Regions from separate parts of the Homo sapiens genome. Here regions 2, 3, 4, 5, 6 and 7 are each linked to region 1. The links are chromatin loops, found by intact Hi-C in ENCODE. Cell type or tissue: PC-9. All regions are shown on one strand. Region 1 holds the start of LOC124909457 (a long non-coding RNA gene). Region 2 has its middle 29 kb from the start of GHSR. Region 3 has its middle 33 kb from the start of TNFSF10. Region 4 overlaps FNDC3B (fibronectin type III domain containing 3B). Region 5 overlaps FNDC3B (fibronectin type III domain containing 3B). Region 6 holds the start of LINC02068 (long intergenic non-protein coding RNA 2068). Region 7 has its middle 23 kb from the start of TNFSF10.

Region 1 (4,000 bases):
GCAGAGGCTGCAGAACAGCAAAGATTGCAGAACAGTAAATGTTGCTGCCTGATCCTTCCTCTGGAAGCTTTGTCTCAGAGGGGCACCTGGCTGTATGAGGTGTCAGTTGGCCCCCACTGGGAGGTGCCTCCCAGTTAGGCTACTGAGGGGTCAGGGACCCACTTGAGGAGGCAGTCTGTCCGTTCTCAGATCTCAAACTCCATGCTGGGACAACCACTACTCTCTTCAAAGCTGTCAGACAGGGATGTTTAAGTCTGCAGAAGTTTCTGCTGCCTTTTGTTCAGCTATGCCCTGCCCCCAGAGGTGGAGTCTACAGAGGCAGGCAGGCCTCGTTGAGCTGTGGTGGGCTCCACCCAGTTCGAGCTTCCTGGCCACTTTGTTTACCTCATCAAGCCTCAGCAATGGTGGACACCCCTCCCCCAGCCTTGCTGCTGCCTCGCAGTTTGATCTTGGACTGCTGTGCTAGCAGTGAGCAAGGCTCCATGGGTGTCGGACCCGCCGAGCCATGCGCGGGATATAATCTCCTGGTCTGCCATTTGCTAAGACCACTGGAAAAGCACAGTATTAGGGTGGGAATGTCCCGATTTTCCAGGTACCATCTGTCACAGCTTCCCTTGGCTAGGAAAGGGAATTCCCCGACCCCTTGTGCTTCCCGGGTGAGGCGATGCCCCACCCTGCTTTGGCTCACACTCCGTGGCTGCACCCACTGTCCAACAAGTCCCAGTGAGATGAACCCAGTGCCTCAGTTGGAAATGCAGAAATCACCCATCTTCTGTGTCACTCATGCTGGGAGCTGTAGACTGGAGCTGCTTCTATTCTTGGAACCCAAGCCATTTCTTTTCTAACAGAAAAACGACTTGAAGGGCCAGTCTGGCAAGCTTTGATATGCAAATGCTGGCTATTAGAAATTGTCCACCCAATATGGCAACTCCTGCCTTCTTCTTCCTGTCCCGGTGTGTGCCACGTGTCATGGCTGCCTCCGGATAACACCATGTGTTCAGAACATCATGGCAACCTGCATTTGCATATTAAAGGGCTAAGGTGGGTGGACCAGGTGTTTTGCAGGCTACATAAATGACACACCTGGTCAAACCAATCCCCTGGGCCCTATGCAAACCAGACACTGCCCCCTGCAGCATCCCAATATAAGCAACCACTTTTCTGCCACACACCAAGTTTCTGTTTGTTCTAATCCCCCCTCCCTCTGTCTCTGTATGGGGGAGCTGTTTTCTTCTTCCTTCCTTCTTGCCTAATAAACTCTCCACTCCTTAAAACCATTACATGTGTGTCTGTGTCATTTTATCTAAACTGGTGCGAGACCAAGGACCCTGGTGTTCCTCCAGTCATCGGAGCCGTATCATTTTGGTGCATTGGCCAGGAATTCATTCATCGGAGCGGTGAGTATGGAGCAAATCTCAATCTCAGATCTGTCCTTTAATCTCAAGGCTGTCTGCCGGCTATCCTGTTGCAAAACCTTCCTTCTTTCCTGGTTTCTCTGTCTGCGATCTCTTACTTTCTGTGTGTTGAATGTGTGGGAATTTTTACAGCCTAGAGAAGTAATCCTGTTAGGCAAGATCAGGAAATGCTGTAGACCTGGGATATAGCTCAGGAAAATGCCATTGCAACCTTCTAGGAACAGAGTTCTCCCCTTTTCCACCTCCAACAGTGAGATTACCGGCTAGTAATCCTCTGGCGAGCCCAAGGTATTTCTAAGCCAACAGCGCCGCCTAGTGGAAATAGAAATCCTCTTCATAGGACATATTGCTGGTCCTTTGCTGTACACTGCAATCTCCTTTCACACCACTAAAAATCAGGCTCTAGGCTACTTGTGTAAACAGGAGAGCTCTGTTTTCAACAGTTAGGAGTAAGATGTCTTCTGTGGCCAAATTTTAGTCTCAATGCGTCCCATCAGCAGGGAAAACGGCCATTCGGTTCCTATGTATTTTTAAGGCACCTACTCTGTCTCCAAGACAGTACTTAATTAGTAAGGGGATTTTAAGTACGGAAGTTAACCAGAACCATTTTTCTAGGAGTAAATGCTTTAGCACGGGGCATAATAGCAGGCAATCTAGCACACTACCTCCATTAAAGGAGCCTTGCTCAAAGACGACACAGTCTCTCTGGAGATACGTTTTTTGGGGAGCCAGGCAGATCACACAGGTTTAGGAAGTCAAAGGGAAATCACAGAAGGTGGATGACCTAAGGTTGCGCAGTAAAGCACGGTTAGTCCCATCACTTAGTTTATCCAGTTCCATGGCTTGGAGGACCATGTCTTCAACCATGGGCGGCATATTTAACTTGGTGGCAGAACCCAGGAACCAGGGAGGGAAAACAGTCGAACACTCCCTGTCTTTTCCTCCACCCTAGGTCATACGGAAAGGAAGGAGACTAAGAGGATGCTTTTATTCTCACTTCTTTTTCTAGATGGGTAACAGATTTTCTTCAGCTTGCACCCCTCTGGAGTGCACTCTACAGCACTGGAACACTTCCTTAACCTAAGGACTTTAAAGAGAAAAGCAACTCATTTTCTTTTATACAAGGGCATGGCATTTTTACTAAACCTTTGCCAAGCACTGTAAGATCAACCCAGCTCTTTTAGCAATCATATTGGGCAGTCCCAGGGAAAACAGTTCCCCAAAAGTTAAAGAAGCAACTTCCAGGGAACCATTTGAGGATCCCCCTTATTTGGGCCCCCTTCAAGTTCCCGTCTCATAACAAAACCTTAGGCAAATAAAAGATGACTTAGGCCAATTTTCTAACAACCATGATTGGTACATAAAAGCTTTCCAAAATTTAACTCAGGTATTTCACCTCACATGCAGGGATGTTACTCTCCTCCTAAACCAGACCCTCACTGCAGTTGAAGAGCAGGTAGCTCTGTAAGCAGCAGATAATTTCAGAGATGAGCAATATATCTCCTATAATACACCAAAAGGGAAGAAAGCAGGTAGGGAAAGTGAAAAAATATCAGAAACACCATTCCCAATAGGGAGGGAAGCAGTTTCAGTAAATAACCCTAACTGGAACACCAATAAGCTCAGGAAACAAATGGAAAAGGAAGCATTTTTTTTTTTTTTTTTTTTTTTTTTGAGAGAGTCTCGCTCTGTTGCCCAGGCTGGAGTGCAATGGCACAATCTCGGCTCACTACAAGCTCCGCCTCCCAGGTTCAAGCGATTCTCCTGCCTCAGCCTCCTGAGTAGCTGGGACTACAGGCACCTGCCACCACACCTGGCTAATTTTTGTATTTTTAGTTTACAAAAGAGTAGTTTCTTCTCTCTCCGACTGGAATATTACCGTGATGACTATAGCTTCAGCCTTCATCAGCAACCGTGAGGAAAAGACAGAGGCCTTGGGTCTAATATCTTTGAGACACTGAATTGACACCAATGCTTTCATTCGACTTCTCATTTTGTGAGAAAAATATTTAAAGAAGTATCTGGAGAAGTCCACTGTTAACGTGTTTTCTGTTACATGCAGGAAAACATAAAACTCTAATTGATACTAGGTAGATATAGAGAATGCACAGACATATATATTTTCCCCCCAGAAGGCAGAGCGTGAGCAAGCTAAATATAGCTAGGTATTAGGTCAGTATGATGAAAAATGTAATGATGGAGCTTTACAAAAACTGAATGGGCTGGCTAAAAACATAGCGACTCCTGTACTAGCCTCTCAAGTAGCTGGGACTACAGGCGCATGCCACCACACCCAGCTAATTTTTGTATTTTTAGTATACAAAAGAGTAGTTTCTTCTCTCTCCAACTGGAATATTACCATTATGGCTATAGCTTCGGCCTTCATCAGCAACCATGAGGAAAAGACAGAGGCCTTGGGTCTAATGTCTTTGAGACACTGAATTAACACCAACGTTTTGATTCAACTTCTCATTTTGTGAGAAAAATATTTAAAGAAATGTTTGGAGAAGTCCACTGTTCGTGTGGGCAGGGCAACACGCCAGCTACACTAAATGAGATCTGCCTAGGAAGCAGTGGAAAAAAAT
Region 2 (4,000 bases), 190 kb before region 1:
TTCTCTTTTCTTTTTTTTAAACTTTTATTTTAGGTTCAGGGGTACATGTGCAGGTTTGTTACATAGATAAACTTGTGTCATGGGGGTTTGTTATACAGATTATTTCATCACCCAGGTACTAAGCCTAGTATCTAATAGTCATTTTTTCTGCTCCTCTCTCTCCTCCCACCCTCTACCCTTGAGTAGGCCTCCATGTCTGTGGTTCCCTTCTTTATGTCCATGAGTTCTCATCATTTAGCTCCCACATATAAGTGAGAACATGCGAAGAGAGAATATTAAGGGACTTCGGTTTTGATTTAGGGGCGCAAGTGTCTCAGAAGCAGATTATGTTTGTATTCGTGTGAGTAGAGCTTAGGCTAACACTGTGGTTTTTTATTTTTTTCCCCCAGAATTACATAGAAACGCTCATCTCACCTAACCCCTTTTTCGGTTTGGACATATTCCATCCCAGTAGTAGTTTAACACTTGAGACAAACCTAAGGCCAAGACTTTTCACTGACTATAATAATTCTGTGACCTCAGTTTCTTATCTCTGTCCCCATGTCACAGGGCCACACAAGGTGTTTTGGGAATTGAGGGAGCATGCCAACAACTAACTATAGCAGAGAAAGAGTTCAATAGACGGCTCCTCCTCCTCTTCCACATGATTTTTTTTTTTTAAACAGAGTTTTGCTCTTGTTGCCCAGGCTAGAGTGCAATGGCACGATCTCAGCTCACTGAAGCCTCTGCCTCCCAGGTTCAAGCGATTCTCCTGCCTCAGCCTCCCAAGTAGCTGGGATTACAGGCATTCGCCACCACATCCTATTTTTAGGAAAGATGGGTTTTCACCATGTTAGCCAGGCTGGTCTCGAACTGCTGACCTCAGGTTATCCACCCGCCTCCGCCTCCCAAAGTGCTGGGATTACAGGGGTAAGCCACCATGCCCTGCCCACATGATTATTATTAACTCCCTGGAGTTAAAGTTGCCCCCAACCAGAAGTCTGCCCAAGTGTAAACAGCACCGCGCCCAGGTCACTCTCCAACTTTCCACTCATGTGATGAGCTTCCTGGAGCTTGGGGGAAAGAGGAGGACTCCTCTCCACCCTTCAGCCTGTACCATGGACTGTGTTGTATATCCTCCTGATCTTCATCCATTGCCTGTGCCCCTCCAGGAGGGAGAGGATTGGGAGACAAAAGGGGATGGGTTGCAGGCAGGCAGGCAGTGTGGCAAGTTTGTAGGGAAGGGAACGTGTGCAAAAAGGGGAAGCAGGCGTTGCAGAAGCAGAATGCTCATCTTCCCAATGTATCCTAAGGATGCGTTCATCTCACTTCACAGGGCAGTTAGGAGCAAGTGAGTTTCACAAGTTGAACCAAATTCTTAATGCAGAAAGGAAGCTTACTTTTAAAGAAAGACTGCTATTCATTTCTTTCTAAAATGCTCTTTTGTAATCTCTTAAATTTATCTGTTTTATTAAACTTGAGGGTTTTATACATTGATTTTTCTCAAAACAGGACGTACTTGAGCCCTGTTTTATACTTATCTATTTTAACTAGGTCATTTCCAATTTTGACGTCAATATGACTTTCTGGGAGATTTTAAGAATAAAGAGAAATCTGAAATCAAAATCAGCATGAAAGCAATTAAAATGAGGCTGTAAAACCTCTGTACCAGAGGTTTTCTTCGTCTTCTTTTCTTTTCTTTCCTTTTTTTTTTTTTTTTTTGAGACGGAGTCTTGCTCTGTCACCCAGGCTGGAGTGCAGTGGCGCGATCTCGGCTCACTGCAAGCTCCGCCTCCCTCTTTTTTTTTTTTTTTAAGCATATTGAATGCTTAGAACTTGCCAGGCCGTATCTCAGCACGTCACTCATATTAATCATTTCCTAATAACCGCTACAAGTTGGGTTTTGTTATTATCCCCATTTGAATAAATAAGGCACGGAGACACAGAGAGGATATGACATAACTACCAGAAGCCATTGGTGGCAAGATCTCAATCAGGACATGTCGGTACAATGCTCTGATTATCTCGTCTGCATCCCTGATTACTTATGGTCCAGATATAAACTACTCCTCTTCACTTTCATTTTAACCAGAATTTGAAGTCATTTTATTCTCTCTCAAGTACTTTGGGCTTTGAGGAAAATAAGGGAAACTCGCCACCTGGTGGCAGCTCATAGTGTGTGGTAACAAGGTGGCTGCCCCCTGTCTGGTTTCAAGGAGAGAGGAGAGAATGTCCCTGCCTTGCTATTCACGCCTCTCAAACAGCTGAGCTGACCTCTCCTCAAGGGCCATTGTCTTTAGAAATCCCTCGCCCTGTCTAGGTCCATTCTGATAAAAATTGGAGTAGCAGTTTTTTCTCTATGCTTCAAGTGAGGAGGTTGGATGGGACAGAGTCCAGCGATGAGAGGCCAAGACTCTCTTGACCTTATTTCATTGTCAAAAAGATCAGTATTCATGTTCTACAAGAAGGAATCCACAGTTGTCCAGAAAACTGTCCTTCAAAAATAGCCAGTCCACAGCTGCTTCCCGTATCTTAGGCTTTAGTTTCTGAAGCAGAGGAAGTAACATGCAGGCATCATCCCTTGTTAAAACAATTCATAGAATTAAAATGTTGCAGGTGAATTGAATTTTTGAACATTTAATCAGAATGATCACTTGGGTATCTTGTTTTCTTAAATACTTAATTCGCACACCACAGGGTTTGAAATGTAGGTTTTTCAAGTCTACATAGGTTCTATTCGTGATTTTCAGTTGCCTGTCAGTGAACAGGTGCCAAGTTAGCTGTATCAGAATCACTTGTGGAAATTAAAACGTAAACAAACACAGGAAGATTCCAATTCAGTAGGTCTCTGAGGAAGACTGAGCATCAGCATTTTTAAATGCTCACCAGGAGGTACTGAGAAGCAGTGTGCTTAGGAAGCCACTGTACCTGCACCACCTTTGCTGACCAGAATGGAAGCAGCAGGTAAAGAATGTTGGTGGTTAACACAAAAATTAGATACTGTTTTCACTCATCAGGCTGGCAAACAGGAACACAAATAGTAATATTTCACTCTGGTGATGATGTGGGGACCAGAGCATTCTCATTTTCTGTTGCTAGGTGTGTAATGTGCTACAAAAGATTAAGGAAGTAATCAGGGAGTTATTTATTTATTTTCATTTTTTTGTAGAGATGGGGTTTCCCTGTGTTGCCCACGCTGGTCTCAAACTCCTGGCCTCAAGTGATCCACCTGCCTCAGCCTCCCAAAATGCTTGGATTACAGATATGTGCTGTCTCAGCCAGGCCAGACAGGTATTTTTAACATCTAAAATGTTAAATTGGCCCAGAAATCCCAATTTGGAATCCAGAATGTTGAGATCAATGACAAAAATGTTTATTGTAGCATTATTTGTAGTGACAAATAATTGGGAACAATCAAATCTTGGAATAAATTATAATCTATTCATTCAATGAGTTATTATGCAGTATTTTAAAAGAACCAATTAAATCTGTATACTTTGATCTGGAAAGGAGTCTATGTACTATTAAAGGAATGAGTTGCTGAGTTTTATACACAACTGCATATGCATATACCTATATATGTATGTATATATATTTCCATTTGTAAAACAAAAAATTAATTAAGCTAGAATATTGGGAACAGGGAGAAACATATGAAAGGACACAGAGTTTTTTGGTTTTTTGGTTTTTTTTTAGATGGAGTCTCACTGGAGATTGTACTGCAACCTCTGCCTCCTGGGTTCAAGTGATTCTCCTGCCTCCGCTACCCAAGTAGCTGGGATTACAGGTGCATTGCCACCATGCCTGTCTAATTTTTCTATTTTTGAAAGAGATGGGGTTTCACCATGTTGGCCAGGCTGGTCTTGGACTCCTGACCTCAAGTGATCCACCTGCCTCAGCCTCCCAAAGTGCTGGGATTACAGACATGAGCCACTGCACCCAGCCAGGACACAGAGTTTTAATATTGGATCCTTCATGATGGGAAGGGAGTGGGGGGATTACAGATTTTTAACATTTTTCT
Region 3 (4,000 bases), 180 kb before region 1:
CTAACAGCTGAGGTCATGATGATTTCAGGATGATTTGAAAGATTTTCAATGGCAAATTTGGATATTACTACCATTTGCTTACTCACTTTGGAACTTAACAATCTTGTGAAAAGCAATCTGACAGTAATTCATTAATATTTAAGGACTATGTTGTATAAAAAAATACATATCTTTAAACATTGTCACATTTGACTTGGTGAAATACTCAGGCTGTGAGAGACCTACAAGATCCAAGACCAACTGAGGAAACAGATTTAAGTCTTTCCTCTAAGGCTCACTCCAGTAGTTACACTTACCAATTAGATTAAATTTTCGTTTCTGTGTGATTTTTTTCTTTTTTTCTTCTCCTTGGCTTTCTCTTTCTCCCTCCCTTCTGTCCTTTCTTCCTTCCTTCCTTTGAATTAGTAACTCCACACCACGTGTAGGCGTAACAGTATCATATTTTGGTCACCAGTTCAAATCATATACTGCAGCCTGTAGTCCTGTAATCCATCTTCAAAGAGTTCCCTCCAAGTTTGCTCCATAGTTGGGTCTTCCATAAACATTCCGCCTTTTTATAAGCCAACTACTTTGGGATAACAAGAGATATGGTAAAACCAGTGAATCTCATGATGTTGCCTTGCTTCTTATCTTTGAATTGAGCCTTCGTCAGAGGTAATGCTGAGTAGAAGGACATAATAGTGAACAGAATTCATTGCTGGAAATAGAAGACAGAAGACAAGTGGAACATGATACATCTAATTACTTATTCTCAAATGTCTTGCTTCCTATCCATCCAATAGTAATTTATAGTTTTATTATCAAAACGTATTCTGTGAAAATATAACTGTTGGCAAGGATGTGGAGAACAGGGAACACTTGTATAATATTGATGGGAATGTAAATTACTATAGTCATTATGGAAAACAGTATGGAGGTTCCTCAAGAAACTAAAAATAGAACTACCATATGATCCACTGATCCCACTTTTGGGTATTTACCTAGAAGATTTGGAAGGAGCATGTCAAAGAGATGTCTGCACTTGCATGTTTGCTGCAGCACTGTTCACAATAGCCAAGATAAGGAATCTAACTAAGTGTCCATTAACAGGTGAATGGATAAAGAAAATGTGTACATATGCACAAAATGGTACTATTCAGCCTTTGAAAAGAAAGAAATTGTCATTTGCAACAACATAGATGGAATTAGAGAACATTTTGCTAACTGAAATAAGCCAGGCACAGAAAGACAAATGCTGCATGTTCTCATTTATATGTGGAATCTAAGATGATCGAACTCATAGAAGCAGAGAATAGAATGGTGGTTACCAGAGACTGGAGGATGGAGGAATGGGGAGATGATGGTCAAAGGGCACAAAGCCTCAGTGAGACAAGAGGAATAAATTTTTTTAGATTTATTGCACAAAACATAGTGGATATAGTTAATAATAGCGTATTGTACATTTCAAAACTGCTGAGAGTACATTTCAAATGTTCTCACCACAAAAATCACAAGTATGTGAGGTGATGGATGTTAATTAGCTTGATTTAATTATTCAACGTTGCATTCATATATCATAACATCGCTTTGTGTCCCATAAATATGCACAACTATAATTTGTCAATTTACAATAATTTTTTTTAAGTTTAAAAAAATGTCTTCTGTGGACCAGCAGCCGCAGTGTTATCTGAGAGCTTGTGTAATATGTAAGTTCTCAGACCACAACCCAGGCCTACTGAATCAAAAACTCTGGGAGTGGGTTTTAAAAATCTGTGTTTTAACAAGTTCTCCAGGCGATTCTGATGTTCACTAAAGTTTGAGAAGCAATAATTTAGTTTTAGTGCTTAAAGGAAGAGTGCGTCCACCAGGGGGCACAGCAATGGTTCCACTGGGTTGAAAGATAAGATTACCGCATTGTCATGTTCCTCATGCTTTGTGGATAGGATTTTCTTTCTTTCTCTCTCTCTCTTTCTTTCTTTCTTTCTTTCTCTCTCTCTCTCTTTCTTTCTTTAATTTTACTTTAAGTTCTGGGATACATGTGCAGAACCTGCAGGTTTGTTACATAGGTATACATGTGCCATAGTGGTTTGCTGCACTCATCAACCCATCATCTAGGTTTTAAGCCCCACATGCATTCGGTATTTGTCCTAATGCTCTCCATCCCCTTGCCCCCCACTCCCTGACAGGCCCCAGTGTGAGATGTTCCCCTCCCTGTGTCCATGTGTTCTCACTGTTCAACTCCCACTTATGAGTGAGAACATGTGGTGTTTGGTTTTCTGTTGCTGTGTTAATTTGCTGAGAATGATGGCTTCTAGTTTCATCCATGTTCCTGTAAAGGATGTGAACTCATTCCTTTTCTTTTTTTTAATATATATATTTTTATTATACTTTCAGTTCTAGAGTACATGTGCACAATGTGCAGGTTTGTTACATATGTACACATGTGCCATGTTCGTGTGCTGCACCCATTAACTCGTCATTTAACACTAGGTATATCTCCTAATGCTACCCCTCCCCACTCCCCCACCCCACAACAGACTCCAGTGTGTGATGTTCCCCTTCCTGTGTCCAAGTGTTCTCATTGTTCAGTTCCTACCTATGAGTGACAACATGCGGTGTTTGGTTTTTTGTCCTTGCGATAGTTTGCTGAGAATGATGGTTTCCAGCTTCATCCATGTCCCTACAAAGGACATGAACTCATCATTTTTTATGGCTGCATAGTATTCCATGGTGTATATGTGCCACATTTTCTTTTTCTTTATTTTTTATAGCAGGATATGACTTTTTTTTTATTATACTTTAAGTTTTAGGGTACATGTGCACAACGTGCAGGTTTGTTACATATGTATACATGTGCCATGTTGGTGTGCCTGCACCCATTAACTCGTCATTTACATTAGGTATTTCTCCTAATGCTATCCCTCCCCCCTCCTACCACCCCACGACAGGCCCCAGTGTGTGATGTTCCCCACCCTGTGTCCAAGTGTGCTCATTGTTCAATTCCCACCTATGAGTGAGAACATGCAGTGTTTGGTTTTCTGTCCTTGCGACAGTTTGCTCAGAATGATGGTTTCCAGCTTCATCCATGTCTCTACAAAGGACATGAACTCATCATTTTTTATGGCTGCATAGTATTCCATGGTGTATATGTGCCATATTTTCTTAATCCAGTCTATCATTGTTGGACATTTGGGTTGGTTGCAAGTCTTTACTATTGTGAATAGTGCCGCAATAAACATACGTGTGCATGTGTCTTTATAGCAGCATGATTTATATTCCTTTGGGTATATACCCAGTAATGGCATGGCTGGGTCAAATGGTATTTCTAGTTCTAGATCCCTGAGGAATCACCACACTGACTTCCACAATGGTTGAACTAGTTTACAGTCCCACCAACAGTGTAAAAGTGTTCCTATTTCTCCACATCTTCTCCAGCACCTGTTGTTTCCTGACTTTGTAATGATTGCCATTCTAACTGGTGTGAGATGGTATCTCATTGTGGTTTTGATTTGCATTTCTCTGATGGCCAGTGATGATGAGCATTTTTTCATGTGTCTTTTGGCTGCATAAATGTCTTCTTTTGAGAAGTGTCTATTCATATCCTTCACCCACTTTTTGATGGGGTTGTTTGTTTTTTTCTTGTAAATTTGTTTGAGTTCTTTGTAGATTCTGGATATTAGCCCTTTGTCAGATGAGTAGATTGCAAAAATTTTCTTCCATTCTGTAGGTTGCCTCTGATGGTTCTGTAGGTTCACTCTGATGGTAGTTTCTTTTGCTGTGCAGAAGCTCTTTAGTTTAATTAGATCCCATTTGTCAATTTTGGCTTTTGTTGCCATTGCTTTTGGTGTTTTAGACATGAAGTCCTTGCCCATGCCTATGTCCTGAATGGTATTGCCTAGGTTTTCTTCTAGGGTTTTTATGGTTTTAGGTCTCACATTTAAGTCTTCAATCCATCTTGAATTAATTTTTGTATAAGGTGTAAGGAAGGAGTCCAGTTTCAGCTTTCTACATATGGCTAGCC
Region 4 (4,000 bases), 310 kb before region 1:
GAGGCTGATTTTTCAAAATAATGAATAGGCTACCAAATGAAGGAAAATCAATCAAAACCTTAAAAATTCAAAGTATGTTCAATATCATTCTATAGTAGTTTATTTCTGGTTAACATGTAGGACAGTTTTACATACCCATTTCTGTTTATATACAAATAGAAAAAAATTTCAAATATGAATTATCATATTTAAATTGTTTCCAATTTTAATCCATTGTTCACTAAATCTGAATTACATTTTATGAGTCAGTATTTATCATTTAATAATAGTACATTTTATATTTTATATCATGAAATCATAAACTAAATATTAGGGACCAAGTTCAATTAATATTTTTGCTTGCTAATGTTTATAACTAAGATATTGGTATGCCCGTATCAGTAAATGAGTATTTTTTCAATAAAGAAATATAAACAATAAAAAAAAATAATAATAATAATAATTCATACTTAAGACCAACTGGTTTATAGCTTTAGGAATTTTAGTTTCTATAGTACACAATTGGGTATACTGTATAGTATTAATAGAACTCTGGTCAACCCACAGTCTTGTTGTTTTATGTTTCAAAAACATAATTGCAGTAATTATAGTGAAATACAAAATGAGTATTTCAGGGAACCAAAGGTATAATTTTGGCCCAATCAACTTTTATTTCACCTTTTTTCTGTCCTATAAATTGGTTAAAATATAAATGAACAGATCATGATGTTCTAGATAAAAACATGTGGAATGAAACATTTTAAGCAGACCATGGAGCTTGGATAAAAGACTTGTTTCTTTTGTTTGATTTTCTTTTTTTTTTTTTTTTAAGCCTTCAGCAGTTACATATTGTTCTCATACCAAGCTTATTCTTTCTCTGTGTTGCCAGGACAGGGTTGTACACCTCTCTAGTAAATGTACTAATGCAAAAAAGCTTCTTCAATGGATCGGTCATTTCTCCATGGGTGCTATTATAGCAAACTACCCATTGGCTTGCTGACACACTCTGTAGAAATTTCACTAGAATTACAATACTACTTTTAAAGGCATTCCTTTAAGTTTATAATTGAGTTAGAAATTGAATTTGTCCTTTAATTTGAAGGAAAACAGTATTATTAAAAATGAAAACCTAACTTTGCTCTGTGTGCTTCCAGCCAAGTAGTCACAGATTTGGCAAGATAAGAGGGTAATCGGATCACCTGGTATCACCCCTTCCCAGTCCTTGGCTTGAGCATCTTCAGTGACAGGGGCAGTGGTTCTAGCTTCCACTCACCAGGCAGTCCATTCTATTTGTGGATAAACCTCTCTATATCTAAAATCAACTGCTGACCTTAGAACTTCCTCAATAGCAGTGATTCTCAAAGTGTGGTCCCTGGACCAACAGCATTAGCATCACCTGGGAACTCGATAAAATGCAAATTATCAGGCTCCACCCCAAACCTACTTAATTAGAAAATCTAGGGGGGGGGCCTAGCACTTGGTGCTTTAATTAGCCTTTCAGGAGATTTTGATGCTTATGAAACTTGAAAACCTTGGCCCTAGAGCAGTGATTCTTAAATGTCAGTGTATGTAAGAGTTGCCTGGAGAACCTTTTCAAAATACAGGTGTTTGAGCCCTACACCTGTAGGCCGCAATTGGCCCCAGAGGGGGCCTAAACATCATTACGTTATAATGTCAGCTGTCTCTTATTTACCCATCCCACCATCATTTACACTGTCTTCATTAGCACAGGTTTTCTATAACTGCCTCCAACCTCTTCTTTAAATGTTTTCAGGTTTTTGGTGGCCTCGCTGATGTGCAGTGCCCAGACCTCCAGGAATGGTCTGGTTGGCTGGCTCAGAGCAGACCAGGACTATTGCCTTCCTTGTTCTCCATACTGAGCAGTTAGTGAGGTTGCCTGAGATTACTTTTTTTTAAACAACCTTATTATATGCCTGACTCAGACTGAGCTGGCAGGCAACCAAAACTTAAAGTAGATTTGTTTGTTTTGCTCATTTGTACTCCTTTTGCTAAGTAAAAAAGGCTTAAAAATAACATGTATTGAGCCCTTACTATATGGTAAGCACTATGTTAGGCTGCCCAGAAGTGAATCATAAATCATTTTGTCATAACAAGGTGAGATGGGCTTTACTAGGAGACAAGTTCTGGGTAGTTCAGTGGTAGCAGACGAGTCAGACAGCCTTGACTTCAATCCTATCCTTCATTTATTGTCTCTGCAAACTTTGGGAAGTTATTTAAGCTCTCTGTGCCTCAGTTTCCTGACCATTAAAAAGGGGATAATAATTTTCACTACTTAACAGAGTTGTTGGGTATTTTGATAAGAGGTCAGGTACCTAGTATGGGGCCTGACACATAGTAAATAAATAATCAGAAAATCTGTTGTTAATGTTCGGTAGGGAAGAAATGAACTCAAAGATGGGTTGTGACCAGATTATAGGTAGAGATCTTATCTGTAGAAACCTTATCCTTCAAGGTTTTTTTGCCTCCAGAGCAGGGTATGAGAAGAGCAAGTCTCAGTGCCTGGAGCTGGAATGGTGGCATTGGTGTCAAAGGAGCTTTCAGGAGCAGGAGCTTGGTGGGAGGCCAGTTCCGACTCCTCCTCCAGGAAGCCTTCTATGAATAACTTTACTCGGAGCCCATCTTTTCCCCACCAAAAGGGATTTTCGTTGTTTGCTATTATTTCGTACTTAAGACATTTTCTGATGATTATTCTCTTCTTTCATGTTTTTCTTAATTAGATGATAATCTAGGGCAGGGGTGTTGTAAAAGCCAGCCCATCTTTTGCTTCTCAGGCCCCTCCTACCCTAGCCCTTTACCTGCGGGCCCTCTCAGTCTCCCTCACACCCACACTCTTGACATCCCGAGCTCTGAGATGGCCAGTCCTGATGAGGGAAGTCTTCCCAGCTAAGGATGGTTTGTTTCGAAAGTCATTCTTCTTTTAATATATTTTGTAGTAGAAATTTGATTATGTATATGTATATATTTAAAGTGCGTTGTAGAAGGCTATGATCTTCTAAAGCAGGAGTGTATTTGCATGTAAAATGTGGTCCTTTAATGGTGGATTTTTAATCAAAATTTATAAAGAATGTGGTTCTTTGATTTATTTGATTTGTTTAATCAATAATATTAGTATATTGATGGATATTGCAGACTCCTGGAAACATGAAGAGATTTTTCACATCAGCCTAGCCAAGAAGAATTTGCTTGGGATTACATTACTTCTCCAAATTGGAAAGGAAAATGCTACTTCCCTTGTACTTAATTTGCAGAGCTGAAGATTTTTTAAACTGACATAATGCAAATTAAACAAAACAAAGAGACCTGCAGATTTTATCTAAGTTTCAAGATTAGCATGTTACTTGAGCTAAAGAGAAAACTTCTCAAGTTTGGGTTTTGGATAGACTCTAATTAATAAAACTTAAAGTTTAGTTTTTATTTTCTGAGGTGAATTCTTGGAGTGGTTCCTCAGGTTAATGTTTGTTTTGCCCATTAGTCCAATGTCACCTTTCACTGGAATTAGGAAATTATTTTCCCATACTGTGTTTTTCACCCTAAACCAAAACAAACAGTAACTGCCTTAGTCCTCATTCAGCTGTCTCAGCCTCCTGTGCTCAGAGGCCTTAATATTTTCCCCAGAATGCAACAAGACATCATTTCATTCCATTTTATCAGTTCCTCAGTTTTTTTTTTCAATTTTGAATGTTACATCATCATTAGAAATAATTAATGTTAGTTCAGTGCATCAGCTGTACACGTAAATGTTCACGTATTTTCGCTGAAACAAAATGTGTTTTTGTAAAAATGTAGGATAGGTTGAATTGAGTATTTTAGAATCTAGGTAGTTGATTTCAGGGCCAGATGCTGTTTAAATAATGTGAAGTAAACTTGTTGACTCTTCTAAATGCCTGCTTCCTTGGCAGACGGTCAATGTTGAACTGAAAGTGTGGTTTGAATTAAAAATGGTCATTTGGTAGGATTTGTAACCATATTTGGCCCCTGTTACGATATAAGAGTATGGTGT
Region 5 (4,000 bases), 330 kb before region 1:
ACCACCACTACCAACACCGGCCTGTTCTTTCCCATCTCTGTAAATGACATTTCCATCCTTTCAGCTGGGGAAGCAAAAACTCTTGGAGTCATCCTTGATCCTATATATAATCAGAAAATCCTTTTGAATCTTCCTTAGAAATTATTTAGAAATTAACCATTTTTATCTCCACAGCTACTATCCTTTTATGAGCCACTCATCTCACCTGTGGATTATTGCAATAACATAATATTGTTATTGGATTATAGCCTCTTAATATTCCTAACTTCATCCTTACTAGGCTTCAGTCTGTTCTCCATACAGAGCCTGGGTGGAGAACATCATCTTGTAAAATACAAATAGATCATGTCAGCACCCTGCTCAGAATCCTTCCTGTCTCAGTGCCTTCCCCTCTTTTTCAGAGTAAAATCCCTAGAGCTCTTACAATGCCCACAAGGTCCTGTGTGATTGGGCTCTCCATTACTGTCCTCGTTGCTTCCACTCACTGTAGTCTTATTAGCCTCTAGTCTGTTCTTTTTGTTTTGTTTTGTTTTTGAGATGGAGTCTTGCTCTGTCACCCAGGCTGGAGTGCAGTGGCGCGATGTTGGCTCACCTCAAGCTCCGCCTCCCAAGTTCATGCCATTCTTCTGCCTCAGTTTCCCAAGTAGCTGGGACTACAGGCGCCCGCCACCACACCCGGCTAATTTTTTTTTGTATTTTTAGTAGAGATGGGGTTTCACCATGTTAGCCAGGATGGTCTCCATCTCCTAACCTCATGATCTGCCCTCCTCAGCCTCCCAAAGTGCTGGGATTACAGGTGTGAGCCACCGCACCCAGCCAGCCTCTAGTCAGTTCTTTAAACACACCGTGTGTGCTGTGGCCTCAAAGCCTTTTCAGTTCTGCCTTCTGGCCAGAATGCCCTTCCAGATGTCTTTGACTCCCTTCCCTCATTTTCTTCAAGTCTGTTCTCATATGTCATTTCTTTGGGCAGTCCTTCCCTGATCACACTGTAGAACAGCACCACCCAATAGAACTTTCTGCAGTGATGGAAATATTTTATAATTTGTGCCATCCAGTATGGTGGCACCTATACACATACAACTCTCGAGCACCTGACATATGCATGTTGGCCTATAGTATGGAGGGTTTGTGCTTGTTTGTTTGTTTTGAGATGTAGTTTCGCCTTGTTGTCCAGGCTGGAGTGCGGTGGTGCAATCTTGGCCCTCTGCAACCTCTGCCTCCCAGGTTCAAGTGATTCTCCTGCCTCAGCCTCCCGAGTAGCTGGGATTATAGGCACGCAGCTCCACGCCTGGCTAATTTTGTATTTTTAGTAGAGACGGGGTTTCTCCATGTTGGTCAGGCTGGTCTCGAACTCCCAACCTCAGGTGATCTGCCCACCTCAGCCTCCCAAAGTGCTGGGATTACAGTTGTGAGCCACCAAGCTCAGCCAGTACTGAGTTTTTAATTGTAATAAACTTAAATTCAAAGAGCCACATATGGCTACCATATTTACCTCCAGCAGCTGTAGAAAGCCCTCACCAGTTCCACCACTGTATCCTCCTACCTAGCTTTAGTTTTTGTCATAGCACTTAACACCATGTGACATACATAGCAGCTTTTCTGTATTGTCTTCTCCCACTGGAATGTGAGCTTCTTGTGGGCAAGGCCTTTTCTGTTCTTGGGCAGTGCTGAATCCTTAGAGCCTAGAGGACAGCCCAACACAGAGAAGGTACTAAGTAGTATTTTGATGAGTGAATGATAGAATGATAGAGATAGAACTATTGAATGAGTTCCCTGAGTTCAACTTTTAGTGGAATGTTTGCCCTCCTAAAGGATTGTGCCCTTTCCCATCTAAGCTGTCCTTTCTCCCATGGCCAGAAGAGGGCACTGTGTGGTCAGGAAGCTCAGCCACACTTTACTGCATAGCACATTGCAGTTTGATAGTAAAGACCTCGGTGCAAAGGGCTTTTTTCATGACAACATTAAAAATGTTAAATGTATTTTCAAAAGTTGCTTAACTCCTTTGTCACAATAAATTTGACCAGACCCAGGAGAAATTACAGTGTGATGGAGATAAATTTTTATTTAAAGCTCAAGTGCTATCCACAATACTCTGGGCTTCTGATTTTTCTCTTTTGCGGTAGCTGCCAGACCTCTGGCCAGTTGCTGGTGATGGTAGGGAAAGGCAGTATAAAAATCCTGTATTCAAAGGTATTTAATGCCCAGAATTTTTTATACTGATGTTTCTTCCTGGCTTTGCCTTTTCAGGATAACCTTTTCCACCCAAAATACACTGGAGAGGATTTAACCTGTACTGTGAAAAATCTCAAAAGAAGCACACAGTATAAATTCAGGGTGAGTCAGTCATTTTGCTACCTGAACTGCTTAAAAATGAAACTGTTTTCTATTTCACCATTTACCATGTCAGATTGACTCTACAGGTTAAAAAATGAAGTTCACAGCACTTTACATTTTGAAAGTAACATTTATAAAGTGTACAACATGCTTTATTTATTTATTTGAGATGGAGTCTCTATGTCACTCAGGCTGGAGTGCAGTGGCACGATCTCGGCTCACTGCAACCTCTGCCTCCCGGGTTTAAGCAGTTCTCCTGCCTCAGCCTCCCGAGTAGCTGGGACTATAGGCGTGTGCCACTATGCCCGGCTAATTTTTTTTTTTTTTTTTTTTTTTTTTTTGTATTTTTAGTTGAGACGGGGGTTTCACCATGTTGGCCAGGCTGGTCTCAATCTCCTGACCTCGTGATCCACCTGCCTCGGCCTCCCAAAGTGCTGTGATTACAGGCATGAGCCACTGCGCCTGGCCCATGCTTTAATTTTAAAACCAACTTGTGAGCACAAAAATTGTCATCATGTGCTGTAATAAATTGCATTTACAGCATGGCCAAATGCCCTTGCCTGGGAAGAGACACACCAGGTGCTGGAGTGCACCTGTCACTTACCTGCACTCCATACCTTTTTCCTTTCGAGCAGTCTCTTTGCTCTTCACTTTCCTTTGCTCTTCTGCCCATTTATTTTTCCTCACTTGCTTGTAATTTTCTCTTCCATGACCCACCCCCTCCCTACCTGGGCTGTCTTTGGTCATTAACAGCCACCATTAATGTTACTATAGGACTATGTGTAGTAGCCAAAAAAGTGAATATGACTTTACGATCACTAAGAGATCAAAACGATATTCTGCAGCACTGTATTTTCTAGTATGACAAGTGTGCGTTTTGGAAGATAAGATTGTCTTCTGATTCCACACATTCTTCTCTAAGTCAGGGACCAAATGCTATTATTTGGCACATAGCAATCACTCAATAAATAGTTGCCAAATTATCAAGTGCAGTGTGTGACTATTTGAGGGAAATGATAATTTTTAACATATTTTTTAAAACCCTTATTATCGATGCTGGCTATGAGAACATAGCTATACTGCTAACGTTTCTCCACAAGGTGGCATTGCCCTACGCTTTAAAAAGTGGGGCTATTTTTATGTCCCCCCCCCCACCCCCATATTTTCCTTTCACAAAACAATACAAACCAGGTGATGACATACTTGTTTTATCATGTCTTTTTGAAAGGGTAAAAATATCTTTAAAACCCATCTTATCATTTTATTTTTATTTATTTATTTTTTGAGTTGGAGTTTCGCTCTTGTTGCCCAGGCTGGAGTGCAATGGCATGATCTTGGCTCACCGCAACCTCTGCCTCCCAGGTTCAAGGGATTCTCCTGCCTCAGCCTCCCGAGTAGCTGGGATTACAGGCATGTGCCATCACGCCCAGCTAATTTTGTACTTTTAGTAGAGATGGGGTTTCTCCATGTTGGTCAGGCTGGTCTCGAACTCTTGACCTCAGGTGATCCACCCACTTTGGCCTCCCAAAGTGTTAGGATTACAGGCGTGAGCCACTGTGCTGGCTGGTTTTATTTTTAATTGTTAATAACCAACTATACAGTAAATGATTTATAAAATAAATACTGTTAATACTTGAGTTGAAAGAGAAAAAAATGTGTGTGTGTC
Region 6 (4,000 bases), 71 kb before region 1:
AGGCTGGAGTGCAATGGCGTGATCTCAGCTCACTGCAACCTCCACCTCCTGGGTTCAAGCAATTCTCCTGCCTCAGCCTCTGGTGTAGCTGGGATTACAGGCACACGCCACCACGCCTGGCTAATTTTTGTATTTTTAGCAGAGATGGGATTTCACCACATTGGCCAAGCTGGTCTCAAACTCCTGACCTCAGTGATCCATCTGCCTCAGCCTCCCAAAGTGCTGGGATTACAGGTGTGAGCCACTGCGCCCAGCCCCCATTTTCTGAGGTGAAATGAAGGAAGAGTTAATCATTCATGCTCCTTTTCTTGGGTTCAGCTGCCATCCTTACTTACCTCTGATGGAGGACTAGGGATTTCTGGGACTTGAACTCCTGTTATAGAAGGTCAGATTAGCCTTAAGCTGAACAGCAGCAGCTACCTGGGCCTTTCTCCCCTGAATAAAAGTTCTGAAGATCTAAAATGAAAATATGAAAGGAAAGAAATTATCAAGTTCTGTCTACTAAATATCTCAGTGGATTTCCTACCTCAACTGGTAGATTTGTCTTAAGGCCTTTGTTTGGAGTGTTTTCCTACAAGTCTCAAAGTCTAACAAAAGCAGGCGTTCCCGGTCAAGCTCTGCCAAATTCACCACGTGACCTAGGACCTGAAGTGAACTTTCGTTTCTCCTGTTCTCTCTCTTTCCGACCTTCCCTCCCCGCCAAGGCAATGCAGACAGGGACTCAATATATTATTTTGAGTTCTCCATAGGAAAAGAATTATTATTAAAACAATAAGCTCTCAAGATAAATACCTTTATATAATGTATATACATTCATATATACATGAGTATATACTAGCTTTCATATCTGTATTCTTTTTTTTCTTTCTCACCCAGAACTCAAGAAGACATGCCTGTATCCCTTTTTTTTTTCTCTTTTGAGATGAAGTTTCACTCTTGTTGCCCAGGCTGGAGCGCAATGGCGCAATCTCAGCTTACTGTAACCTCCACCTCCTGCATTCAAGCAATTCTCCTGCCTCAGCCTCCTGAGTAGCTGGGATTACAGGCGCCCACCACCACGTCTGGCTAATTTGTGTATATTTAGTAGAAATGGGGTTTCACCATGTTGACCAGGCTGGTCTTGAACTTCTGACCTCAGGTGATCCACCCGCCTCGGCCTCCCAGTGTGCTGGGATTACAGGCATGAGCCACCGCACCCGGCCCAACATGTCCGTATTCTCAAAGCTATAGAGGTGTCTTTGCTATTTTGTTCTCTTAGGTAAGAACCGGGTCCTCACCTTACACTTTATTCCTCAGGTGAAGAGACTCTGTGTGTGTCCATTCAGGGAAGCATGAGAGCATTTGATTTCAGCTGAGCAGGTTTAGTCATCTAGGAGCTGCTCTCTTAAGTGTTTAACACAATCGTTAACTAACTAAAACTTGCAGGAAATTAATCTGGAATTTCCCAGTAATTACATGTTTTAGATAAGTTTTTGAATTGAGTCCAAGATGATGTGATAGTGCATGTTCATAATTAACTAAGAAACTGAGAAAAGCTTTCTTAATCTAAAAACAAAGCCAAAAATCTTTCCATGCAAGGAAAGAAAATCTTAATTGATTAACTCATTAATAGAGCAGGGAAAAGAAAACAAAAGCAAAAGCAAAAAAACTAACTTGAGATATAGCTGAACTCATAATGTGTATTTGTTTTTATTTCCAGTTGCTGCTTACCATTAGCTGTGCAAGACCAAAGGATTTTGTGCTTTCTCTTGCCTAGTAATTGTTCAGTCCAAAATTTAACCATGTTGTTTTTGTGTTATTACCAGGAGCAAGAGGACATGTGTATTGGTGAGAGAAGAGGGGTGAGGAGTCAGGGATAAGATGAATCTGATTAACTTCAGGGGTTATTAGAATAAATCTTGTAGGCTTGGAGAATCTTGTAGGCTTGGAGAATCTAGAGTTCTATGAGAAATGGTAAGCAGACTTCATAAATCCTGTCTGCGTTGCTGCTATGATCTTGGCCTTCCCCTGACATACTCCCAAGAAATAGAAACGAATAGAAATAGAAATCTAATAGAACTAGAAATAGAAATATTTCCCAAGAAATAGAAAGTAAAACTGACAAAGCCAATGCAAAGAAATCAGTTCGGAAGCTGTTAATTTTCACACGATCTGTGTTCAGTAACCGCCCTCTATCGGCTCTCCTGAATAGCACACTATATGGGACGGAGAATCTGAAAGGCCTTTTTGCTGGTTTTCTTACTAACAGAGAGTTCATAAACCAGGATCTTCTTCAGCCTCCAAGGTAAGGAAATGTGTGATCTCCAAGCTCCCTCTTGTATGTATTGTGAACGCCACTGTCAGAAGAGAAACACCAAAGTTATTCACCTGGAAATGTTGCAGTATGAAGACCATGTATTTGATGGAGAGGTTATTTAAATGGTAACTTTGTTAATGAATTTCTTTGCTAACTTTCCCTGCTTTATTTTCATGCCAAAAACCAGAGAGGTACAGAGAACAGAACTCGGCACCACAGTCTAAAAGTGTTAAGTTTCAGGCACAACACTGCTGTTTTTGAGCTGTGGGTCCTCAGACAAGCCATTTTAGCTTTCCGAGCCTCAGTTTCCCACTTGCCTGCTTCTTCACCACTTCCTGGGGTGATAAGAGAAGACCAAATGATATGTTTGTGAAGGTGCTTTGCCACTCATGTACCCTATGCAGACCCTATTATTAGTAGTACTTTATAAAAGTAAGACATCATTTTCTCATTTACAGGACTGAGGATTAGAAAGAATAATGCTGGGTTTCTGGCTGCCTCCGCTTTTGAGGGCCTAGGAGGCATTCTGACCTAAAGAGAGTAGGCAGTGGAGTCAGACATAAATGTAAACACTGTTAGTGTGACCTTTGCAGATCATCTGTCTGCCCTGTGCTTCTATTATGCTATCTATCTGCAAAGTAAAGAACTTCTTTACAAAATGCCTCATACAAGTGTGAATACAACAAACAAGCTCCATCTCTAAAGTTCTTCATAGAAAACAGAATTATAAGACGCACTCAGTATCCAAGGATAAATGATACCAGGAAAGGGCCAAAGTTAATTAATCCTCTTACAATAAAGAGCATATTTCAAGGTAAATAATAAAAATAATTATCTTAAAATTAACAAAATGTATATGGTTATTTGCAACTATGCATTAATTCTTAGCCCAAAGAATGTTGAGGAGTTGATTTGGCATGAAGAGGACACATTTTCTTGGACAAAATTATAGGATGGCACAGTGCGACTTTGTTTAGCTCATACTACCTTTCGGTAACACCATCAAAGGGGATCTTTTTTACCAAAAACATTTTTTAAATCAAGGGTTTTCATCAATTTTCCAAAGGGATTAAAAAAATTCCCTGACATTTAAGCTGGTACATTTTGGAAGCATTTCTTGTATCATCATCCTTACCCATTACTCTTCTTTAGTGTTAATTTATATGATTCCTTGTCCGTTTTTTTTCTTCAGTTTTTACCTAGTCTGTTGACACGTGACTATACTTGATGTTGGAGCAGTTCTCCAACATTATTTTCATCAATTTCATGAAATTCTGCATCTTTTGCAAGAATCACAACTCCACTTTGCCATCTATTTGACTTGTGTTGTCAGATGTTTACAGTATTCTACAAGCAATAAGAGTTAGGCTGAAAAAGTTTTGACTTGTGATCAGGGATAGTCATTCAAGCTAAGCAGAGAAGATTGTTTGAAAGGGGAACAATTTTATGGGTGTTCGGTTCATGAGTGAATACTTTCATGTAATGGCAAATATTCCTATATAATCATGTTCTAGAGGAATTTAAGTAATGAAAACTCAGATAAGAAGGAGTCTCTGGGCCAGGTGCGGTGGCTCATGCCTGTAATTCTAGCACTTTGGAAGGCTGAGGCAGGCGGATCATGAGGTCAGGAGATCGAGACCATTCTGGCTAACACGGTGAAACCCCGTCTCTACTAAAAATACAAAAAATTAGCTGGGCGTAGTG
Region 7 (4,000 bases), 120 kb before region 1:
TTCACTCAATTTTATTATTCATACAATTCATTCATGTTGATGTATAACGCTGTAGTTTGTTATAATTTTCACTGCTCTTCTATACTCCATTGTAGAAGTATTCCACCATTAATCCACTCAACTGTTAATGGGCTTTTAGGAAGTTTCTCAATTTTTGAATAGTCGGTATTGTCGTGAACATTCTTATATATGTCTCCTGATGCACATAAACATTTACCTGGGTTGTAGATTTTGTTCATGTCATTTTACTGGGAAAAGTTTCCACAAGCTAGCACCAATTTGTCATCTTTCCAGCAGTAAAAGAGTTCTTGTGGCACTGCATACTCATTTGGTATTGTAGGAGTGTTTTGCCAGCTGGTAGTGTATAAGAGGATGTCACTGTGGCTTTAATTTGCATTTCCTCATAATGGGGCTTTAATTTGCATTTCCTTATAATATTCAACCTAATTATATTTTTAATATGTAATTGTTTCTTGATATGTAATTATTTAATTAGGGTTCCATCTTCCTGGCAGTAACTGTTCAAAAAATTTTTTTAATGCTTTTTTCTATCATATTGTTTTGCTGTTACCAAATGTGGGAATTCTTTTTTTGTTGTTGTCGTTTGTTTTTTTGAGACAGAGTCTTGCTCTGTTGCCCAGGCTGGAGTGCAGTGGCGTGATCTCAGCTCACTGGAACCTCTGCCTCCCAGGTTCAAGCAATTCTCCTGCCTCAGCCTCCTGAGTAGCTGGGATTATAGGCACACGCCTGGCCAATTTGTGGAAATTCTTCAGGTAGTCTAGATACTTGTCCTTTGCTGCTTATGTGTGTTGCAAATAATCGAGTGCTTTGTGGATTTTCTTTGCACTCATTTAGTGGTTTGTTTTAATAAGCAGAAATTGTTAATTTTAATATAATAAAATGTATTAGCTGGGAGCGGTGGCTCATGCCTGTAATCCCAGCACTTTGGGAGGCCAAGGTGGGCAGATCACGAGGTCAGGAGATCGAGACCATCCTGGCTAACACGGTGAAACCCCGTCTCTACTAAAAATACAAAAAATTAGCCGGGCGTGGTGGCGGGCACCTGTAGTCCCAGCTACTTGGGAGGCTGAGGCAGGAGAATGGTGTGAACCCAGGAGGTGGAGCTTGCAGTGAGCTGAGATCGCACCACTGCACTCCAGCCTGGGCAACAGAGCGAGACTCCAACTCAAAAATAAATAAATAAATAAATAAATAAATAAATAAATAAATAAATAAAAACAAAAAGCCTTCTTGCCACCTTCTTCAAGAAAATCTTGGCTATTCTTGTCCTTTTGCTTTCTTACCTTCAAAATTAAGAGTTGTTACTACGTAAGTCTGTGGTTCTCTCCAGCTCTGAAAGGTTTATTCTATTCTATAGCAGAGCATGTTGTATAATCACGTGGTTGCTTTTCTTGATGATTCCATTGGGTCTAACAATTATTTTACCAAATTATATTAATACTTGGAAATAATTCTTCGTGGTTCTAGGGTTATTACATTAATACTTTTCTCTCTTTTTAGGATTTTTTGCTTTTAGCCTTTACCACCATTTTAGGGTAATGGCATTGTTGCTATATGAGTATTTTGTTTTTGGTATTTATTTATTTATTTATTTTGAGATGGAGTTTTGATTTTTTTGCCCAGGCTGGAGTGCAATGGTGTGATATCGGCTCACTGCAACCTCTGCCTCCTGGGCAGTTCTCCTGCCTCAGCCTCCCAAGTAGCTGGGACCTCAGGCACATGCCACCAAGCCTGGTTAATTTTGTAATTTTAGTGGAGACGGTGTTTCACCATATTACTCAGGCTGGTCTCAAACTCCTGACCTCAGGTAATGCACCCACCTCGGCCTCCCAAAGTGCTGGGATTACAGGCATGAGCCATCATGCCTGGCCGATATAGAAATATTTTTAAAGTATTACATGTGCCCAGCAGTTGTCTGGGGTTTAAAGGAGATGGAAAGAAGCATAAGCCAATGTTTATGATCTGGAAGAACACGTTTGAGCTGGGGAGACATAACAATGAGTCAGTTCTACCTCTGGCTACCTGTGGATTTAGTAGGCTAATTGCCAGGACTTCGGTTTTGTTTTGTTTTCATATTTAAAAATGAAGGGCTTATATGAGATTAGTGCAAGGTCCCTTTAGTTCTAATATTTTTTGCATTGCTGACTTAGTCTGTTGGGGTTTCTACAACAAAATATCTTAAACTGGGTGGTTTATAAACCACAGAAATTTACTTCTCACAGTTCCAGGGCCTGGAAAGTTTAAGATCAAGGCAGACTTGGTGTCTGTGAGGGCTAGCTTTCCTGGTTCAAAGACAGCATCTTCTTGCTGTGTCTTTGCATGGTGGAAGAGGTGAAAAGAGGTGACAAGAGGTGAATGAGCTCCCTTGGGCCTATTTTAGAAGGGCACTAATCCCATTCACAGGAGCTTGGCCATCATGATCCAGTCACCCTCCAAAAGATCCCACCTCTTACTACCATCAGCTGGGAGGTTGGGACTTCAATGTAGGAACTGAGGGGTCAGGGTAGGGCAGACCATAGCAAATGGCCACACAACAGGTCTTTCTAGTCCCTGACCATGAGAAGGCAGTCAAAACACAGAGAATCTACAAGGTGATTTATTCATGTCATAGTAACAAAGGAAGAAAAAACTTGGAAGGAAAGATTTTTTTTTTTAAAGAAATATTTTGATGGGTGAAAGAGGAAGTCCCAAAACATAGCTGCAAAGAGGAAATATAAGTTTGTGTTTCATTTTTCTCCTGTTGAAATCAGTTTCTATTGTGAAGTTTCATTTTCCTATTTCTTTTTTAGGTAGTAGAACCTGGACTCTTGCCATAGTAATCTGTTTTCTATTTTGTATAACATCTGAATGTTAGATTTGGTTACAAAATAACTGTGTGAAAATAATGAGAGACCAGTGATCTTTGGGAACTTTTTTTTTTTTTTTTTTTTTTTTTTAGGACGGAGTCTCTCTCTCTTGCCCAGGTTGGAGTGCAGTGGCCTGATCTTGGCTCACTGCAACCTCCACTTCCTGGGTACAAGTGATTCTCCTGCCTCAGCCTCCTGAGTAGCTGGGATTATAGGTGCCTGCCATCACACCCGGCTAATTTTTCTATTTTTAGTAGAGACGAGGTTTCTCCATGTTTGCCAGGCTGGTCTTGAACTCCTGACCTCAGGTGGTCTGCCTGCCCCGGCCTCCCAAAGTGCTGGGATTACAGGCATGAGCCACTGCTCCCGGCCCTTGCACATTTTGACTCTCAGTGAAGAGTAATGAAAGGGAACTTGTTTCCAGAGGTGAAGGCTACAGGCCAAATGTTGCCTTGCCCTAAAGAGGTGATATAACTTTCCTAGGATCACTTGACTAGTTAGAGATAAAACTATGACTAGAATTCTGGTTTCCAGACTCTGAATTGGCTATTCTCCCATACAGAAGTGTATAGATGTAGCATTTGAGGGAAGGCTCTGTGGGAGAGGAGATCTACTCTCTCCTAAATGATGAAATGATTTTATTTATGTATTTATTTATTTATTTATTATTTATTTAGAGACAGAGTCTGTCACCAGGCTAGAGTGCAGTGGCGCAATCTCAGCTCACTGCAACCTCTGCTTCCTAGGTTCAAGGAATTCTCCTGCCTCAGCCTCCCGAGTAGCTGGGATTACAGGCATGTGCCACCATGCCCAGCTAATTTTTTGTATTTTTAGTAGAGACAGGGTTTCATCATGTCAGCCAGGATGATCTCCATCTCCTGACCTTGTGATCCGCCCACCTCGGTCTTCCAAAGTGCTGGGATTACAGACGTGAGCCACCGCACCCTGCTGATTAAATGATTTTAAAGTGATGATTCCAAATGCAGATAGCATTATCCTAGGATTGGGAAGAGGAAGAACTTGCCTTTCAGGATGCCATAGAAGTAAATATGCAAAGGTACAACACGCAAAAGCATTGTCTTAAGACTGTCTGGACTTCAAGGCTAATAAATATTTTCAGGAGATAGACCGTA

Evidence for each region. Hi-C counts contacts between places; a loop is a spot of excess contacts. Peaks named below come from ENCODE experiments on the same cell type or tissue, not always from the same donor. Only the 100,000 strongest peaks of a DNase experiment are listed, where the experiment ranks them.
Region 2: a loop joins it to region 1, with 5 times the contacts of the local background. A loop is called at or near these places in 41 of 110 quality-filtered maps.
Region 3: a loop joins it to region 1, with 9 times the contacts of the local background. A loop is called at or near these places in 74 of 110 quality-filtered maps.
Region 4: it touches region 1 in a loop (5-fold over the local background); 21 of 110 quality-filtered maps call a loop at or near these places.
Region 5: a loop joins it to region 1, with 9 times the contacts of the local background. A loop is called at or near these places in 30 of 110 quality-filtered maps.
Region 6: it touches region 1 in a loop (6-fold over the local background); 20 of 110 quality-filtered maps call a loop at or near these places.
Region 7: a loop joins it to region 1, with 9 times the contacts of the local background. A loop is called at or near these places in 2 of 110 quality-filtered maps.

The regions. Positions count from the first base shown.
Region 1 is chr3:172,665,286-172,669,285 of GRCh38, forward strand. All of the region lies in intron 1 of NCEH1 (neutral cholesterol ester hydrolase 1), which reads right to left. LOC124909457 (a long non-coding RNA gene) reads left to right here and starts at 1,174. Exons shown (of 2, transcript XR_007096170.1): 1 at 1,174-1,397. In PC-9, a CTCF peak has its summit at 1,710 (motif pointing left); a DNase peak (open chromatin) is centred at 1,726.
Region 2 is chr3:172,475,346-172,479,345 of GRCh38, forward strand. No RefSeq gene overlaps it. Among named protein-coding and RNA genes, the nearest start is that of GHSR, 29 kb to the left of the region's middle. In PC-9, CTCF peaks have their summits at 2,130 and 2,332; a DNase peak (open chromatin) is centred at 2,126; H3K4me3 peaks cover 932 bases; H3K27ac peaks cover 343 bases.
Region 3 is chr3:172,488,475-172,492,474 of GRCh38, forward strand. No RefSeq gene overlaps it. Among named protein-coding and RNA genes, the nearest start is that of TNFSF10, 33 kb to the right of the region's middle. In PC-9, CTCF peaks have their summits at 1,836 (motif pointing right) and 2,043; a DNase peak (open chromatin) is centred at 1,837.
Region 4 is chr3:172,354,078-172,358,077 of GRCh38, forward strand. All of the region lies in intron 22 of FNDC3B (fibronectin type III domain containing 3B), which reads left to right. Among named protein-coding and RNA genes, the nearest start is that of GHSR, 92 kb to the right of the region's middle. In PC-9, no CTCF peak of the experiment used is centred here; a DNase peak (open chromatin) is centred at 1,934; H3K27ac peaks cover 1,991 bases.
Region 5 is chr3:172,330,842-172,334,841 of GRCh38, forward strand. FNDC3B (fibronectin type III domain containing 3B) reads left to right here. Exons shown (of 26, transcript NM_022763.4): 14 at 2,248-2,334. Among named protein-coding and RNA genes, the nearest start is that of GHSR, 120 kb to the right of the region's middle. In PC-9, CTCF peaks have their summits at 1,858 (motif pointing right), 2,065 and 3,434 (motif pointing right); a DNase peak (open chromatin) is centred at 1,850; H3K27ac peaks cover 371 bases.
Region 6 is chr3:172,594,126-172,598,125 of GRCh38, forward strand. LINC02068 (long intergenic non-protein coding RNA 2068) reads right to left here and starts at 1,482. Exons shown (of 4, transcript NR_146714.1): 1 at 1,278-1,482; 2 at 336-456. RefSeq lists a silencer at 1,994-2,288. In PC-9, CTCF peaks have their summits at 2,161 (motif pointing left) and 2,376; a DNase peak (open chromatin) is centred at 2,186; H3K4me3 peaks cover 525 bases.
Region 7 is chr3:172,544,254-172,548,253 of GRCh38, forward strand. No RefSeq gene overlaps it. Among named protein-coding and RNA genes, the nearest start is that of TNFSF10, 23 kb to the left of the region's middle. In PC-9, no CTCF peak of the experiment used is centred here; DNase peaks (open chromatin) are centred at 1,988 and 2,588; H3K4me3 peaks cover 315 bases; H3K27ac peaks cover 2,073 bases.